Linked DNA regions of Homo sapiens: all the other regions are linked to region 2. Evidence: chromatin loops called from intact Hi-C (ENCODE). Cell type or tissue: GM12878. All regions are shown on one strand. Links, peaks and the distances in the headings refer to the core of each region. The heading gives the core; the rest is flanking DNA.

Evidence for each region. Peaks named below come from ENCODE experiments on the same cell type or tissue, not always from the same donor. Only the 100,000 strongest peaks of a DNase experiment are listed, where the experiment ranks them.
Region 1: a loop joins it to region 2, with 3 times the contacts of the local background. A loop is called at or near these places in 6 of 110 quality-filtered maps.
Region 3: it touches region 2 in a loop (2.9-fold over the local background); 2 of 110 quality-filtered maps call a loop at or near these places.

What each region holds. Positions count from the first base shown.
Region 1 is chr3:19,227,102-19,233,763 of GRCh38, reverse strand. All of the region lies in intron 1 of KCNH8 (potassium voltage-gated channel subfamily H member 8), which reads right to left. Among named protein-coding and RNA genes, the nearest start is that of KCNH8, 82 kb to the right of the region's middle. In GM12878, for the core only: no CTCF peak of the experiment used is centred there; a DNase peak (open chromatin) is centred at 3,650.
Region 2 is chr3:19,863,276-19,869,937 of GRCh38, reverse strand. No RefSeq gene overlaps it. Among named protein-coding and RNA genes, the nearest start is that of EFHB, 68 kb to the left of the region's middle. RefSeq lists an enhancer at 4,218-5,417. In GM12878, for the core only: a CTCF peak has its summit at 2,995 (motif pointing right); a DNase peak (open chromatin) is centred at 3,017.
Region 3 is chr3:19,481,044-19,487,705 of GRCh38, reverse strand. All of the region lies in intron 11 of KCNH8 (potassium voltage-gated channel subfamily H member 8), which reads right to left. LOC105376982 (a long non-coding RNA gene) reads left to right here and starts at 740. Exons shown (of 3, transcript XR_940640.3): 1 at 740-3,355. In GM12878, for the core only: no CTCF peak of the experiment used is centred there; no DNase peak of the experiment used is centred there.

The sequences.
Region 1 (6,662 bases), core at 673-5,672, 640 kb after region 2:
AGTGAGACCAAGAACCCACCAATTCCAGACACAAAATTACCTAGCGTGTACATCTTTGACACGTGAGAGGAAACCAGAGTACCCAGAGAAAATCCACACAAGAGAACAAGCCAACTCCACACAGACAGTGGCCCAGGCTGGGAACTGATGTTTTTTTCTCATCAATGTTATAATAAATGACTTGAATGAAACAATATTATTCAAGGATCTGCTGTACATCTATTTGCTCCAATTGAACTACTCAACTGTAGGATAAACTCTAACAGTTTATCCATTCATGAAAGAATATTTAACTTCTTTCCTTCCTTCCTATCTTCTTTTCTTTCCCTATAATAAACAAAGCAGCAAAGCACAGAAGCATAAGTTCTAGAGTTTCTTGAAGCTCACTGTAAGCATTATAACCTATAAAAACACTACATGCATTTTTGTAAAATATTTGTCCAGTAATTATTCCAATTGTTTCATGTTTCTAGGTAGATTTAACAAATAATACTAGTGACTCTTCTGCTACAAACTTTTCACTGATTAAAAAGTCCCTCACCTACTATTGTGTCCTGAAACTGGCACCCACTCAGTGTGCTGACAGTAGCAATAAGATCAAATCAAAGTTATTTTCAACAGTATCAAGAATTAACAGCTCCAGACAGAGATGGCTGCCATTTAAGATAACAGCTCAATTTATGTAGTGGGGTGGGGGGGGGGAGGAATATCAAGACATTGAGGTGTAGGGATAAGAGACAAGTAGCATTTTAATCAAAACATTAGAAAATGGCCAAGCACTACTAATAGGGGACTTATTTAGGTTGAATCATAGAAAATTGCCATTTTATGTGTCAAACATCAGCAATATATAAAAATCAGCTGTTCCTCATGCTTTGAATTTGGCAACAGCATGAATAGTATTCTCTGAAATGGCCAAGAACTATTTCTGAGACCTGTAGCTACACGTGACCCATGCCAATTGAGATTTGGATGTGTTCCCAGGTGCTACAGGGCATCTTTCATACCATACCTCTCAGATGCTTCATACAATTCTCATACACTCATCCTTTACCCAAGAGCTGCTATCCCAGGTTGGGCATTTGTGCATTTCACAAAGAATCTAAGCCAAACGGGAAACAGTGTGCCAGTGACTAACCTTGCACCCCAGGATCCACTCAAGGAGATTCTTTTTCCTAACTGATTTGTCCACCAGGAGTACCTTTTTCTAATTTTTACAAAAGCATCCTATAGGCTAATTCCTGATCACTTTTTGAATTCTATACAAGCTTGGACATTAAAGCATAAGATTAGCTAGGTAAGAAAACAGTGGGCTGAAGTTTCATAACACGTGCAAATAGAAACTCTCCTTTATTGTATTGGATCCTTGGTTTTCTTGTAGCTAAGATTTTCTACATCAAACATCCCTTTGATGAAAATGTTGAGGGATTTTCTCCAGATTCTCAGTGAAGGATATGGTTGAGGAAATAAAACCAAGAGTCAGATTATCTTCTTGGCAACCAAGCACAGATGACGTATTCAAGTTACATTAGGACATTTGCAATCTATTGATTGAAGTAAATAAATCTGGAAGGTGTGTCTTGTTTGCTAATCATGCAAGAGGCTTCCATGTGATCCTGAATTTTTCTTTGAAAAGGAAAAAAACACTAATTCCTGTCAATTATTTTCACACTAAAAAATACATTCCAATCAAGATACAGCAGCAAACATTTCAAATGCATAATTCAAAGATTGTGAAAGCAATTCAGCATAGTGACCTCTGAATTGAGCTAGAGGCTGTGTATTCTCTTTTGGTGTCAGGTCTCAAAACTCGCGGCAATTAATTTGATGTATTGATTTAATATTTCAGGAAGGAATGTATTTACCTGGCAAAGGCACTGTGAAAGATGTTTTGAAGAGAAAAGAAATGTTTGCAAATGAAGACAAGCTCCTTTGATGAAAGGAAAGCTGAGAGTGAGTAGCATTCACAGAATCAGACCCCAAACACTTATTACTTCAAGGCTCGATTTCCCAAATTAGAGCTAATAATGATTCAGCATTGCACTGTTGGATACTTCATTCTGTAAAAGAATACCATGGGGTAGAAAGGAAGCCATGCAACAGATATGATCTTGTAGGCTGGCCCATTAAGAGAGGGTTATTTAAACTAGAGCTAAATTAGAAAGAACCATTTCAACACTATATACCTAAGCCAGCAGTTTTGGAAAAAAGATGCCATCTCTCTTTTTCAATATATAAATTTACTATTACTTTTTAAATTGTCTGTTCTGATTATATAAATAAGAAAGTACTAAATAAAATATAAAATGTAAATGTAAAAAAAGTATAATTCCATTATACAAAGACCACCAGATTTTCTCTCATCTTTCTTATTTACTCAAAAGAAGTTACAGTTTATCTACAACATACCGAGCATTATGCACAATAAGGACACTACACTAGTGAATGACACAATCCTTTCCCTTGGATTTGTTTGGTGTAGTGGGGAACATGCATAAATAAAAAGGAAAACATAGTACATTTTAATCAGTGTTATCATAGAAGTATAGAGGTGTATATGCATATTATATATTAATAAATCAAATTTTTAAGAAAATAGTTCTTCTTTTTCAGTTAATGTAATATGTTCCCCCAAGATAGCAGATATACATTTTTAACATCATGTTATTGATTGCAAAATAGCCCACACCTTGGATATACTATAGTTACTATACTATAGTAACATAATTGGATATAGTATGTTAGCCATTTTCTTATACTTATTTGTTCAGATTTTTTAAAATTTTTCATTCATATCTAACATGATGATGAACGCATTTTACATCTTTCTTAAGGCAAATTCCTAGAAGTTAAAAGTTTTGATTCAAATGGTAAGGACATTTCCAAAACTCTTGGCACATATTGCAAATTTGCGTTCCGAAGAACGAAAGCATTGTGCCAAATTACATGCCCACCAGGAATGGAACCTTATGAAAGATATACAAGTACACACTCATAAATCACACTGTCCTTGTTTTCTTCAGTTTGTAAGTTTTTTAAGTGCAAACCATCTGTTTTTTCTTGAGCACAATAAATGTTTACAGTACATAAAGAGTTACTGATGATAACTGATTTTGTTTTAATGTAAAAAATACCTATTTCAAAGTTTTTTAAGGTACAGCTTTGGTATTATGCAACCGATGACACAGTATGCATTTTCCCTATAACCATTTATCACAAATATCTAAAACTATCTTTCAAGATAGCATAGTAGCAGATCTTTATCTTTTCTCATTATCAAGTCTGGTATTTATGCTATCTGGTTCTGAGTAAGATGAAAGAGTCTGCTGCTTATTTAGATTTTATTAAACTTCTATGTTTACTGTTTGCAACTGTAAAATTTAGATAACCACCAAAAAGTGAGTGGTTGGAAATTAAGAAAGTCATCTCTCCAACTTTTATACAAACTTGGAATAAGATTTATTGAAACCTTGAATTATTAAAACAAGTTCTTTCTGCTTAACATCTGATATGGTTTGGCTCTGTGTCCCCAACCAAATCTCATGTTGAACTGTACTCCTATAATTCCCACTCCCATAATTACCCTGAGATAATCTGAATCATGGGGCCAGTTTCCCCCATACTGTTATTGTGATAGTGAATAAGTCTCATGAGCTCTGATGGTTTTATCATGGGTTTCCCCTTTTGCAACTTCCTCATTTTCTCTTTCCGCCACCATGTAAGAAGAGCCTTTCACCTTCGCCATGATTCTGAGGCCTCCCCAGCTACGTGGAACTGTTAAGTCCAATTAAACCTCTTTTTCTTCCCAGTCTCAGGTATGTCTTTATCAGCAGCATGAAAATAGACTAATACAGTAAATTGGTACCAGTAGAGTGGGGCATTGCTGAAAAGATAACTGAAAACATGGAGGCAACTTTGGAACTGGGTTACAGGCAGAGGTTGGAACAGTTTGGAGGGCTCAGAAGAAGGCAGGAAAATGTGGGAAAATTTGGAACTTCCTAGAGACTTGTATTGCTTTGACAAAAATGCTGATAGTGATATGAACAATAAGGTCCAAGATAAGGTGGTCTCAGATGGAGATGAGGAGGGGAAAATGTCTCCAGGGCATGTCACAGCCCCTCCCATCACAGGCCCAGAGGCCTAGGAGAAAATGTTTCTTGGGCTGGGCCTGGGGTCTGCATGCTGTGCGCAGCCTACGGACTTGGTGCCCTGTGTCCAGCTGATCCAGCAGTGGCTGAAAGGAGCCAATGTAGATCTCAAGCCCTGGCTTCAGAGGGTGCAAGCCCCTAGCCTTGGCAGCTTCCATGTGATGTTGAGCTTGAAAGTGCACAGAAGTCAAGAATTGAGGTTTGGGAACCTCCACCTAGATTTCAGAAGGTATACGGAAATGCCTGGATGGCCAGGCAGAAGCTTGCTGCAGGGGTAGGGCACTCATGGAGAACCTCTGCTAGGGCATGGAAGGGAAATGTGGTGTTGGAGCACCCCACAGAGTCCCTACTGGGGCACCACCTAGTGGAGCTGTGAGAAGAGGGCATCTTCAACTATTTTGTGAGATATGAAGTAGTGGCAATATCATTTACATCTTCAGCTACTTTTGAACATCTAGTAAACTACAGACAGAAGTAATAAAGTCAAATAATGGGTAATACTTAGAACAACTAATAACAGACAGAAGTAATAGAGTCAAATAAATAGAAACAGAATCCATTGTCCAGCTGGATGAGTAATTCTAGACTAATGTACAACTTGAAATTATAAATGTCCTATAATGTTTTACAAAAAGATGCTGATTTGGAGTTCCAAGATCCGGCTTCGCTGCATGACTTGCAGTGGTTATTTTACTTCTGAGTCTTGAAGAGTAAAATGAGTTACCTCCTATAAAAGTGCACAGCACATAGTAGGTGTCTTAAATACAATTTTTTTCATAGGTAGACATATTTGTTTTTTCTCTGGCCTTATTAGCTAAACCATTAAGCATGTAGCTTTATTCATAAGTTTCCAGTGAATGTTCTACTTTTTATCTGCTTTGGAAAATAACCTGATGAATACAAATAAATAGAAATTAGCTAAATATATTGGTGACGTAACACACAAATAAACATCATTTTATTTGTCAACATAGATACATTTTTTAAATGAATCACAGAACTAGCAATGCTGTGAGTAAAACATTTATCATGCTTTCCCACAATACATTATAGAATCTATTTTATGGTTTTACTGAGCTGCCCCTAAAATTTCACATCTGTGCCACATTCATCCAAAATGTTTCAGATGTTTATTTTTATTTTAAAACTCTCATATGTTACAAAATAAGCCACAAATTATAAAAGTGCTCAATATAAGCCTGGCACGAGCTTGTGAAAAAAGAACAGCCCTGAGGCTAAGAATGTAGATTTTAGAGTAGGGATTAGCAAATTCTTCCGTAAAAGGCCAGCAACTAAATATTTTAGGCTCTGAAGGCCATATAGTCTGTCACAAATACTCAACATTCATAGTACGAAAACAGCCACAGAAAATATGTAAACAATTATTGTCATTAAATAATAATATCATTCTTTTGAACATTTATTAATATAACTATTGTTCTTAGCTCACCTGTTCAAAAAAACAGGAGGTGAGACAGGTAGGGCCCACAGGGTATGCACAGGGTACTGCCCTAGAGTCATACTGTTTGGATTCCAATTCTGGTTTATGCCTTTGTGGTCATGCGATCCTGAACAAATTAGCCTCCTCTCACAGCTCTGGAATCTAAGTAGGAATGATAACCTATACCTCGCTTACATGATTATTATGTGGTCTCAGTGAGGAATACATGAAAGTGCATAACATTATACATGAAGAGCACATGTATAACCACCAAAAGGGTGGTTCCTTTCCCCTGGAAACATCTTTTCACAGGCATCATGTATAGTGGAAACACAAGATCCTTGAAGTCAGACAGACTTGCAACCAAATCATGACCACCGACTTTGACCCTTGTTGCCGCTCACTGGGCCTACAACATTATCTATACTTCACAATTGCTGCGACCACATGGTGCATAACAGATACTGAGTGTTTCCCTGAATCTATAGCATAAACAAGATGTTCAAAAATTCTGGTTACTTTTGTTTTACATTAAACTCATTTTCTTATTCTTCATAGGCCATAGGTAGCTGATATGTCTTATATCTTTGTATCATTTGTAACCTATGTGTCCCTCTGCGTGTGTATACTCCTTCTCAAGCTCTGGACTGAGAACACTTTCACAGAAATAAAGCAATGATATTCAAATATAATCCATAGTGATGTTGGGAATTCTTGAGTTCTCTTGTATATGTTGATCTTCAATCTAGACAACGGGTCACCTCGAGGAATAAAAGTTCTCAATAGAGAAAAGTGTCATGTATACTATCTTACTCCCAATCATCCCCCTTCTCTGACATATCAGAATAGGATAAAATACTGGCTCATTAGATGTACAGATTAGTAACACTATGGAAAATAGCAACTTGGCCCCAGGTGGAAAGAAATGAGTGAAAGGAGGGATTAAGGACAACAGAGTTGCTAAAGAAGAAAGCACAGAGGGGAGCAGATGTCTTGTCTGGTTTTCAAGATTAGAAGGAAACCCAGACTGAGGTGCCCAAAGAGTAATGTTGGCTCTAGAGAGTAACAGTGAT
Region 2 (6,662 bases), core at 938-5,937:
GTGATGGTGGGCACCCGTAGTCCCAGCTACTCGGGAGGGTGAGGCAGGAGAATGGTGTGAACCCGGGACGCGGAGCTTGCAGTGAGCTGTGATCGCGCCACTGCACCCCAGCCTGGGCGACAGAGCAAGACTCCGTCTCAAAAAAAAAAAAAAAAAAAAAAAAAAAGAATCAGCTTATTTATTTGCATAAAAATCTTTCCTGGATTTTTATTGGGATTGTGCCACATTTATAGATCACTTTTGGGAGAACTGCCTTCCACCGTACCTATTCAATTTCTGGAACATCTGTAATCTGTCACTACCTCTCCATTCACAGGCATTCTCCTTGTTTGACAGTGCTTCACCTATGCTTTGATGATTTTTTCTACTTATAGTCCATTCTATTCCAGCCTTTACAATCTTGCCACTACTATACCTTAAAACTTTCAACAGTTTTCCCATTTTTTAGAAAAATGTACATTCTTAGCCTAGCATCATAAGGCCCTACAGTGTTTTCCTCTAATGCTTCTTTTTGACCTCATTTCATATCACTCCCTTTCATCTATTCTTTGCTTCAGCAAGAACTGAACTATATGACGTTTCTGTGACTGCTATCCACTATACTCATATCTTCCCCTGGAAATACTTCCATCCTCCTTTCCCCACTTTCTACATGCCTACATTCTACATCTTTTTTAAGGAATAGTTCAAAGTTTACTATTGTTACAAAATTTCCCGGAATCATTCTCTGGCTACAAAGAATCTGTCTTTCCTTTGAACTTGCTTAGTTCTCTGTGCCTTTGTGAGACAACAATTACTTTGTATTTTGTCTGATAATTAGCTATATACTTGCCTCTTCTATTTAATTTATAGTATACGTTTTCTGAGGACATAATCCAAATTGACAAATTTCTAGATACACATTACCTGGCATGGAGTAGTGCTCCATAAATCTTTGGGGAACTAATGAAAAAGATATACAGACTAAACAGGGACAACAGTATGCAATCACTCACAGAATATTGGAAGAATAAAGATTGGCCCATCAATGCCAAGTCCCAATTTAAGCCATCTATCACCTATGTAAAACTTAGATGAGAAGGTTAAGCCCTGCTCTTTCATTTGCACTGGAATCTGGGATTGGTTCTGCACTCTTAATATTTTTGGGGTCATTAATTCAACAGACGTTTATGGAGCACTTACTCAAGTGAAGAGGTATTTTAAGAAGGAGGGAGAAATCAACTGACAATGCTATTTGGAGGTAAAGGTGAAGCCTGAGAATTGACCATGAAGTTTGACAATTGGATGTTACTGGCAACCTTGACAGGAGCTCTTTTGATGCCAGTAGTGGAGTCGCAGTTTCATGAAAATGGGTTCACAAAAGTTTAGGAGGTAAGTAGTGTGTATGATGGAGAACTCTTTAACAAACTCTGCTATGAAGAGGGCAGAGAGGGCCGGGTGTGGTGGCTCATGTCTGTAATCCCAGCACTTTGGGAGGCTGAGGCGGGAGGATTGCTGGAGCCCAGGAGTTTGAGACAAGCCTGGCCAACATGGCAAAACCCCATCTGTACTAAAAATACAAAAATTAGCCAGGTGTGGTGATGCTCACCTGTAGTCCCACTTACTGGGGGGGCTGAGGCATGAGAATCGCTTGAACCTGGAAGGCGGAGGTTTGCAGTGAGCCTAGAGTGTGCCACTGCACTCCAGCCTGGGCAACAGAGTAAGACACTGTTTTTTTTTTTTTAAAGAGGGCAGAGAAAAGATGCTTTTTAAACATATGAGATTTTATAGCACAATTCGTGTTGATAGGAATTGTATAGTTGAGGAGAATAAAGGAGTAAGAGGAAATAATTACAGGAGCAAATTCTTGAGTTGGGAAAGGGGTTGGGATACAGTGTAGAAGTGGAGAGGTTTCTTTGGAACAGCTGTCAGTTGTATAAGAGGACAACAGGATGGCAAGTTGTATATATAAAAAAGGGTTATCAGCTGAGAGTAAGAAAGGAGGAGGGTGTGTTGAGGGCTGGACGAAAGGTGAGGAAGGAGAACTGATTTAGAGAGTGAGGCAGTGACTTGACTAGAAAACATAGTAGGACTGCAAGCCCTCTTGAATTTTTTAATTATAAATTTAAAATGAGATTGGTCACTTGGTTTTGTGTTTTTCTTCAGTCAGTTTTTTTCTTATGCAACTACTAGACTTTGGATCTGGAATAAATGGAGATTTATATTTGACTAGGGCTGGAATTTTACCTGCGGAATAAAATGGTGGGAGGGAGGCACAAAGTTGAATTTATGCAAGGAAATAGTTCTAGTGACGTGACATGGAGACTAAGATCTGTCAGGAAGAAGTTCAGAAATGAGATGGTACTGAAAAAATGGCAGGGATAATGAACTGGGCCATTCCTATGGGTCAAAAGTTGTAGAGGAATACTATAAAAAATAAGCTAGAAAAATAAGTGTTGGTGATCAGAGTGGAATGCCTGCAAATGAGATTCTGCAGGTGGTAGAGATGTTGGTAATAAAATTTAGGGTGTGATAATGGGCCTGAGTGACTAAAGTAGGTGGAGAACAGGTTCATTAAAAAAGGGAGTTCAAGAAGTGAGAAGTCTGATGTTAAGTAGATGAATCACCTACAGGGACACTGATACCACCAAGAAAGATGACAGGGAAGGTAGTGGAGAGAGAGTGACCCAGGTTATGTATACCTTTGAAATAATGATGATAGCTATACACACTATTATTTTAGAAAAATGCATATACGTGTATACTTTTGACCATGTGATATTCAGTCACCCTATCTCCCACAGATCTCTAGACCAGATGAATACTCAAGTAGCTTCTAACTTCAAAATTTCAAATTTATCCTCAGGTAGATTTACTACCTGCCTCTGTCTCCCATCCATCCATCCATCCAGCCATCCATCGGTGTGACTAATTGCTTATCTGTGCTTTGGTTAAATACCCTTTTTGGGAGAATATTGTTCTTTGAATGGCGTGGCTAAGAAACGTGATTTCCCATTTTAACGGTAGGGGGCACCCTAGCATTTCCAAACTTAGCGATGAACCTTAGCCAACTGTGTGGAATAGCAGCAGCTGAAAAGAGAATGTTAAGCTGGAGGAAGAAGTCTACCACAACGCTTTGCAAAATCCAGGATGATCTATGCACTTTCTTTTTTAAAATTATTATTTGGTGGCAGAAATTAGGCTGAAAAGGCACATTTTAAATAGTACTAGCAACCTAGAGAGGAGATTTGCTTGGATCATAAAGTGTCATCTGTTAGAGAAAGAAGTAAAACAATGTGAAATACTCAGATGAGATATAAATAAATATTCAAATATATCACCATGTTCTCACCTAAACTATGTTTCCATAGTGTTCAGGATAGTCTCGTTAATAGTAGAATATATTGAACCTATAAAAAGTTTTAAAGACTACTGTTTCCTAGCTCAGGCAAATAAACTTAATACATTTTGTTCACAGCATGGTTAACCAAGGAACTTGTTGGAAATATTATATGGGCCAATAAAGGGTAATTTTATTTTATGTAGTAACCACTTATGAAAGCTCACCATGGCTTGACGTGAAGAGCTGGGCTAGTTAGAGGTTAACACCCCAATCATAAACCAACAATGAGGATAGACTTGAAAGGCATTTCTTCTATTATAAAACATTTACAGTAATAACCTCGCAAAAAATAATGGGATCTATTTAAAGCTCATTTATTTCCCAGCTAAGTGGCAATTTCCCATCACTCAGAATGCTAATACTTCCTCCTGAAACCCTAGGGATAATCCAATTCATGTGTGTTCATTAAAAAAACCTGGTTAAAATAAGCAGGTGATTCTGTTTTAATAATATCTGTCCTGCCAGCAATAAGACAGTCTCAGTTGCAAATAAATATATCAACAAACAGATTTTCTTTAAAGCACATGGGGTCTCATATCATTCCCGAATTAGCCAATTAGCATGATGCTATTGGAAGAGCTAATTAAAAAGTGCATTTAGACTAAGAAATGTTTCCTGAGAGTAATCTGGAGCTTATAGCTCTTATTCCATCTGTAATTACTCTGCCAGATTTTCTACTCTGTAAATAGAGGTGAACACACCTTCACCTGAGCAGAGGGAAAGTCTTTTTCATTCTCTTGGAGTAAATTATATATATTAATACCTTGAAGTGATTAACATACGCTTATCTTTTTAAAAAGGCACTCCCCATGCCTAGTCTCTCAGTTGTTAGGTGGTGGTTAACTAGTAATTTAGACAGACTAAGAATGCTCTTTTGTCCAGAGATCCAGCCTGTAGTTTGCCCTGTTAGAAATATTTTCATGATTAGAATTTTTGGTCAGCGGTAAATTAATCATCTTCTGCAGTAAATATACCTATCTGAATTACTGAGATTTACAGATAGACTAGCACATCCATTAATGAAAAAGAGTAACAAAAACTAAAAAAAGATTTACAGATATAAAAATTTTGCTAGGAGGAAGTGTGAATTGGGGACAATAGGGAATGAATAAATTTATATTTGATATCCTCTAAGTTAGTGTGTTTTAAATTTTAATGTGCATATAAATCACCTGTAGATCTTGTTAAAATGCAGATTCCGATTCAGTATGTCCAGGGTGGAGCCTGAGATTACGCATTTCCAAAGCTTCCAGGTGATATGATGCAGCTGCTCTGGGATCTCACTTTGAGCGAGAAGGCTTTGAGCTTTGTGACATTTATGTGACTAAGCTCACAATTATTCACACTTGTGATGGTTAATAGTGAGTGTCAACTTGATTGGATTGAAGGATACAAAGTATTGATCCTGGGTGTGTCTGTAAAAGTGTTGCCAAAAGAGATTAACATTTGAGTCAGTGGGCTGGGAAAGGCAGATCCACCCTTAATCTGGTCGGCACAATCAAATCAGCTGCCAGCAAATGTAAAGCAGGAGGAAAAATGTGAAAAGGAGAGACGGGCCTAGCCTCCCAGCCTACATCTTTCTCCCATGCTGGATGTTTCCTGAGCTTGAACATCTGACTCCAAGTTCTTCAGTTTTGGGACTTGGACTGGCTCTCCTTGCTCCTCAGCTTGCAGACAGCTTGTTGTGGGACCTTGTGATCATGTAAGCTAATACTTAATAAACTCCTGTCTGTCTATCTATCTATCTATCTATCTATCTATCTATCTATCTATCTATCTATTCTATTAGTTCTGTCCCTCTAAGAGAACCCTGACTAATACAGATATTGGTACCAGTAGAGTGGGGCATTGCTGAAAAGATACCCAAAAATGTGGAAGTGACTTTGGAAGTGGGTAACAGGCAGTTGTTGGAACAGTTTGGAGGGCTCAGGCTCAGAAGAAGATAGGAAAATGTGGGAAACTGTGGAACTTCCTAGAGACTTGTTGAATGGCTTTGCCCAAAATGCTGATAGCAATATGGACAATAAGGTTCAGGCTGAGGTGGTCTCAGATGGAAATAAGGAAATTGTTGGGAACTGGAGCAAAGGTGATTCTTGTTGTTTTAGCAAAGAGATTGGCGGCATTTTGCCCCTGCCCTAGAGATTTGTGGAACTTTGAACTTGAGAAAGATGATTTAGGATATCTGGTGGAAGAAATTTCTAAGCAGCAAAGCATTCAAGAGGTGACTTGGGTGTGTTAAAGGCATTAGTTTTAATAAGGAAATAAGTGCATAAAAACCCAGAAAATTTGCAGCCTGCCTATGTGATAGAAAAGAAAATCCCATTTTCTGGGGAGAAATTCAAGCTGGCTGCAGAAATTTGCATAAGTAGCAGGGATCCTAATTTATTATTATTATTATTATTATTATACTTTACGTTCTAGGGTACATGTGCACAACGTGCAGGTTAGTTACATACGTATACATGTGCCATGTTGGTGTGCTGCACCCATTAACTCGTCATTTAACATTAGGTATATCTCCTAATGCTATCCTTCCCCCCTTCCCCCACCGCACAACAGGCCCCGGTGTGTGATGTTCCCCTTCCGGTGTCCATGTGTTCTCATTGTTCAATTCCCACCTATGAGTGAGAACATGTGGTGTTTGGTTTTTTGTCCTTGCGCTAGTTTGCTGAGAATGATGGTTTCCAGCTTCATCCATGTCCCTACAAAGGACATGAATTCATCCGTTTTTATGGCTGAATAGTAGTCCATGGTGTGTATGTGCCACATTTTCTTAATCCAGTCTATCATTGATGGACATTTGGGTTGGTTCCAAGTGTTTGCTATTGTGAATAGTGCTGCAATAAACATACGTGTGCATGTGTCTTTATAGCAGCATGATTTATAATCCTTTGGGTATATGCCCAGTAATGGATGCCTGAGTCAAATGGTATTTCTAGTTCTAGATCCCTGAGGAATTGCCACACTGTCTTCCACAATGGTTGAACTAGTTTACAGTCCCACCAACAGTGTAAAAGCGTTTCTATTTCAAGGAGCCTAATGTTAATCCCCAAGACCATAGAGAAAATGTTTCCAGGCATGTCAGAGACCTTCACGACAGCCCCTCCCATCACGGGCCTGGCTGCCTGGAAGAAAAGTGGTTTTGTGAGCTGGGCCCAAGGTCCCTGTGCTGTGTGCAGCCTAGGGACTTGGTGCCCTGTGTCCCAGCTGCTCCAGCCATGACCGGGAGGGGCCAACATACAGCCTAGGCTGTGGCTTCAGAGGGTGGAAGCCCCAAGCT
Region 3 (6,662 bases), core at 623-5,622, 380 kb after region 2:
CCAGGAAAAAGAATAGAGACTTTTTCTAACCGAGCCAGGCCAAGAGATAAAACCAGTCTAGCTAAGCGATGGCCCCAAATATGGGCAGAGGATAATCCTCTGGGACTGGCAGTCAATCAAGCACCCGTACTCACAGAAGTTAAGCCTGGGGCCCAGCCAATTAGACAAAAGCAGTATCCGGTTCCCAGAGAAGCTCTTGAGGGAATCCAGGTTCATCTCAGGCGCTTAAAAGCACCTATAATTTAGAACTATAGTTCCTTGCCAGTCTCCATAGAACACCTACCTCCTGCCTGTCCCTAAGCCAGGGACAAAGGACTACCGGCCAGTGCAGGACTTGCGCTTGGTCAGCCAAGCTACAGTGACTCTGCACCCAACAGTTCCTAACCGTTACACATTGTTAGGGCTACTGCCTGCTAAGGACAGTTGGTTTACCTGTCTGGACTTAAAAGATGCCTTCTTTAGCATCAGACTAGCTCCTGAGAGCCAGAAGCTGTTTGCCTTTCAGTAGGAAGATCCGGAGTCAGGTGTGACTACTCAGTACACTTGGACCCGGCTTCCCCAAGGGTTCAAGAACTCCCCTACTATCTTCAGGGAGGCCCTGGCTCAAGACCTGCAAAAGTTTCCTGCTAAAGACCTAGGCTGCATCTTGCTTTTGTACATGAACGACCTTCTGCTGGGACACTCCTTGGCAGTCGGGTGCGCAAAAAGTACGGATGTCCTACTTCAGCACCTGGAGGACTGTAGGTAGAAAGTGTCCAAGAAGAAAGCTCAGATCTGCAGACAGCAGGTATGCTACCTGGGATTCACTATTCGGAAAGGGGAGCGCAGCCTGGAGTCAGGAAGAAAGCAGGTCATCTGCAGCCTACTGGAACCTAAAACCAGAAGGCAAGTAAGGGAATTCCTACGAGCTGTAAGGTTTTACAGATTATGGATTCCAAACTTTGCAGTACTAGCCCAACCTTTGTACGGGGCTACAAAGGGGGGCGACCGGTAACTTTTAAATGGGAGCCTCTACAAGAGCTAGTCTTTTGTAAGTTAAAGGAAAAACTTACGTTGGCCTGTGCCCTAGGACTACCAGATTTGACAAAGCCCTTTACACTCTATGTGTCAAAAAGAAAAAAAATGGCAGTTACAGTTTTAACCGACTGTGGGGCCCTGGCCAAGACCAGTGGCCTATCTCTCAAAACAACTAGATGGGGTTTCCAAAGGCCGGCCACCATGTCTAAGGGCCCTGGCAGCAACGGCCCTGTTAGCACAAGAAGCAGATAAACTAACCCTTGGGCAAAAGCTGAATATAAAAGCCCCCCATGCTGTGGTAACCTTGATGAATACCAAAGGACATCATTGGCTAACAAATGCTAAATTAACCAAGTACCAAAGCTTGCTTTGTGAAAATCCCCAGATAACAATTGAAGTCTGTAACAACCTAAATCCCACCACCCTGTTCCCATTATCAGAAAGGCTGGTTGAGCATAACTGTGTAGAGGTGTTGGGCTCAGTCTATTCTAGCAGACCTGACCTTCAGGACCAGCCATGGGCATCTCAGTAGACTGGGAGTTATATGTAGATGGGAGCAGCTTCATCAACCCACAAGATGAAAGATGTGCAGGATATGTGGTGGTAACTTTGGATGCTGTCATTGAAGCCAAACCATTGCCACAGGGCACTTCAGCCCAGAAGGCTGAGCTCATTGCTTTAACTCAGATTCTAGAACTCAGTAAAAGTAAGACTGTAAACATCTACACTGACTCTCGATATGCCTTTCTAATTCTCAAGTGCATGGAGCATTATACAAGAAAAAGGGCCTGTTAAACCCTGGGGGAAAGGACATAAAATATCAACAAGAAATTCTACAATTATTAGAGGCAGTGTAAAAACCTCAAAAGGTGGCAGTCATGCACTACAGGGGACACCAGCGAGCCTCCACCTCAGTGGCCCTAGGAAACTCTCGAGCTAATTCAGAAGCTCGAAAAGCAGCATCTACCCCTTACTGGGCATCGGTAGCAGCCCCATTACTCCCTCAAACACCTGACCTGGTACCTACCTATTCTAAGGAAGAAAAAGACTTTTTCCATGCAGAAAGGGGGCAAGTAATAAAAGGAGGATAGATCAGACTGCCAGATAGGAAGGTAGCTGTGCCACAGTTTCTGGGAGCCACAATCGTATTGGCCGTGCACAAAACTACTCATCTAAGGTCAAGAGTCACTTAAAAAGTTGTTAGGCCAGTACTTCTACATCTCACATTTGCCAGCCCTTGCCAAAGCAGTAGCACAACAGTGCGTTACTTGCCAACAGCACAATGTGAGGCAAAGCCCCACTGTTCCACCTGGCACACAAGCTTATGGAGCAGCTCCTTTTGAGGATCTTCAGGTAAATTTCACAGAAATGCCAAAATGTGGAGGTAACAAGTATTTGCTGGTTCTTGTGTGTACTTACTCTAGGTAGGTGGAGGCTGATCCAACACAAACTAAAAAGGCCTATGAAGTAACCCGTGTGCTTCTCTGAGATCTTATTCCTAGGTTTAGACTGCCCTTACGAATCGGCTCAGGTAACAGGTTTGTGAGCGACTTGGTACAGAAAACAGCAAAGGCATTAGGAATCACTTGGAAGCTACATGCCGCCTACCGACCTCAGAGTTCCGGAAAGGTGGAGTGAATGAATCGGACTATCAAAAATAGTTTTAAAAAAGTATGTCAGAAAACAGGATTAAAATAGATACAGGCCCTTCCTATGGTATTGTTTAAAATTAAATGCACTCCTTCTAAGAAAACAGAATACTCCCCTTATGAAATACTGTATCATAGGCCTCCTCCTATACTACAGAGACTTCCAGGCACTCCCCGAGAGTTAGGTGAAATTGAATTACAGTGACAGCTACAGGCTTTAAGAAAAATTACACAAACAATCTCAACTTAGGTAAATAAGAGGTGTCCCATCAGCTTATTCTCCCCAGTTCATCCTTTCTTTCCAGGTGATCGCGTGTGGATCAAGGACTGGAACGTAGCCCCTTTACAGCCACCGTGGAAAGGACCTCAAACCATCATCCTGACCACCCCCACGGCTGTAAAGGTAGAAGGAATCCCAGCCTGGATCCACAACAGCCATGTGAAACCTACAGCCACTGAAAACTAGGAGACAAAACCGAGCCTGGACAAGCCCTGCAAAGTGACTCTGAGGAGGACGACAAGCCCTGCTCCAGTCACATCCAGAAGCTGACTGGTCTACGCACGGCTGAAGCATGAGGAGAATCATCGTAAAACTCATTTTCCTTATAATTTGGACTTGTATAGTAAAAACTTCCACTGATTTTCCCCGCATGAAAGACTACTCTTAGTGTATACATCAGGTTACTGAGGTAAGACAAGAAAGTAAAACAATCTTTCTGTTCTATAGTTACTATGAATGCCTAGAAACTTTAAAAGGAGCATGTTTATATAATGACACTCAGTACAAGGTATGTAGCCCAGGAAACGACCAGCCAGATGTGTGTTATGACCCCTCTGGGCCTCCCATGTCCACAGTTTTTAAAATAAGATTAAGAACTAAAGACTGGTGAGGACTCATAAATAATACAAGTAAAGTATTAGCCAGAACAAAAGAAAGGGGGTGCCCAAATGCATAATCTTGAAATTTGATGCCTGTGCTGTCATTAATAGCAATAAGTTAGAAAGGAAATGTGACTCTCTTAATTAAAAAAAAGACTATATGACCAAAAGTAAGTAAATTTGTCATAAATTAGGACTATATAAATATAAATGTAAATACTGGTCTTGTGTCATTTAGGCCATTTGAATAAAAAATAAAAATGATCCAGTCCACCTTCAAAAAAGAAAAAAATGGCCCTTCCTGTACTAAGGGACAATGTAACTCCTTAGAGCTAGTAATAACCAATCCCCTTGATCCTCAGTGAAAAAAAGGGGAACGTGTGACCTTAGGAATCGATGGGGCCAGACTGGATCCTTGAGTAAATATCTTAGTTTCAGGAAAAGTTTACAAACGCTCTCCTGAGCCAGTGTTTTAAACTTTCTATGATGAACTAAATGTGCCAGTACCAGAAATTCCAAAAAAAACCCAAGAAATTTGTTTTTGCAATTAGCCGAGCATGTAGCCCAGTTTCTCAATGTCACTTCATGTTATGTATGTGGAGAAACTGTAACAGGAGATCAACAGCCATAGGAAGCATGAAAATTAGTACCTACAGACCCAGTTCCTGATGAATTCCCGGCTCAGAAAAATCACCCTGACAATTTCTAGTCCTAAAAGCCTCAATTATTGGACAGTATTGCATAGCTAGAAAAAAAAAATCCACTCACCCTGTAGGATGACTTAGTTGTCTAGGACAGAAACTGTATAGTGGTAACACGAAAACAGTCACTGGGTGGAGTTCAAATCACACAAAAAGGAATCCATTTAGTAAATTCCCAAAGTTGCAAACCGTGTGGACCTACCTGGAGTCCCACCAGGACTGGACAGCCCCCACTGGATTATACTGGATATGTGGGCATAGAGCTTATGCGAAATTACCTGACCAGTGGGCAGGTAGTTGTGTTATTGGCACTCTTAAACCATCTTTCTTCCTACTGCCCATAAAAACAGGCAAACTCCTAGCTTCCCTGTCTATGCTTCCCACAAAAAGAGAAGCATAGTTATAAAAAATTAAAAAAAAAATAGCCCCCTGAAAAAAAATCATACAATATCATAGGCCTGCTACTTAGACACAAGACAGCTCGTGGGGATACCAGACTCCCATTTACAGGATCAATCAAATCATACGGTTACAAGCTGTCTTAGAAATAATCACTAATAAAACCGGCAGAGCCTTGACTATTCTGCTCTGGCAAGAAACTCAGATGAGAAATACTATCTATCAAAATAGATTAGCTCTCTACTACTTGCTAGCAGCTGAAGGAGGGGTCTGTAGGAAATTTAACCTTACTAATTGCTGTCTACACATAGATGATCAAGGACAAGTAGTTGAAGACATAGTTAAAAATATGACAAAACTGACACATGTGCCTGTGCAAGTGTGGCATGGATTTAATCCTAAGGCCATGTTTAAAAAATGGCTCCCAGCGCTAGGAGAATTTAAAACTTTTATAATAAGAGTTATAATAGTAATAAGAACCTGCTTATTGCTTCCTTGTTTACTACCTGTACTTCTTCAAATGATAAAAAGCTTCACTGCTACCTTAGTTCACAAAAATGCTTTGGCACAAGTGTACTGTATGAATTACTATCGATCTGTCTTGCAAAAAGACATAGGTAGTAAAAATAAAAGTGAAAACTCCCACTAATGAGTGAGGTTCTCAAAGGGAGGGGAATAAAGAGGGAGACCACCCCTCATATTGTCTTATGCCCAATTTCTGCCTCCAAAGAAAGAATAAGTAAAAACTAAAAGGCAGAAATGAAATCCACAGGCAGACAGCCCGGCGCCACACCCTGGGGCCTGGTAGTTAAAGACTGACCCCTGACCTAATGGGTTACGTTATCTATAGATTATAGACATTGTATGGAAAAGCACTGTGGAAATCCCTGTCCTGTTCTCTTCCATTCTAATTACCGGTGCAGGTGCATGCAGCCCCCAGTCACGTACTGCCTGCTTGCTTGCTCAATCGATCACGACCCTCTCACATGGACACCCTTAGAGTTGTAAGCCTTTAAAAGGGACAAGAATTGCTCACTCGGGGAGCTCGGTTTTTGGAGACGTGAGTCTGCCGATGCTCCCAGGTGAATAAAGCCCTTTCCTTCTACAAATTGTTGTCTGAGGGGTTCTAGTCTGTGGCTCATCCTGCTGCAACTTCATCCATCAAGTTAAGAACAGAATGTCTGTCACAGGCCATGCATCCTGACTCTCAGTGTTCCTTACCCAACCATAAGTTTTCTCAGGTACTTTCTCCAGCAGTTAATGCTGTTACTTGAGCTGAAAGAATAAATGCCTGATGTACTGTAGAATTTAATCCAGCACAGGGTTTTGATGATTCCCATAAAGCCGACCCAAATAGCTCATGATGCAAGGTTGCTCAAGCACTGCTTTAACCTTTTCTGTGTCATAGATTTTTCTGGAAATGTGATACATTACAGACATTCTCTCCTTAAGAAAAAAATGCATGAAACTTTGAACAGAAAACCTTTATTGACCCCAATTTTCTTGTTCTAACATCTAGAAGAGGACTCAGAAGTTTTAAATGTTTTGAAGAGGGCAGTCTTATCCAATTTTGAGTCCCTTCTACATAAAATTTTTATATCCTTTACACAACATGAAGAACTTCTAGTCATCTCTAATCTCTACTGGGGATAACTTTTTTAAAAAAAAGACTAGACTTTTGGAGGTTGGAGAAACAAAAAGGAAGTAAATTAGACAAAAGAGAGAAATGGAGCTCATTGCAATGAAGCCTTTGGGGAGGATAAGATATTACTTATGAGTATAATATATATTATTTAGGTGATAAATACATTAAAAGCAGTGATTCCCCCTAGTCAGTATATCTATGTAACAAAATTAAACTTCTACCCCATAAATTTATATAAATAAACAACAAAATCAATGAAGTCTTGAGAGAGATAAAGAAGATTGAGGGCTAGCCTACTGAGACCTTAGAATTGTGCCCTTCCATCTATTAGGATGGAAGAAGCCAAACATGGGAAAGAAAGATTTGTCTTGG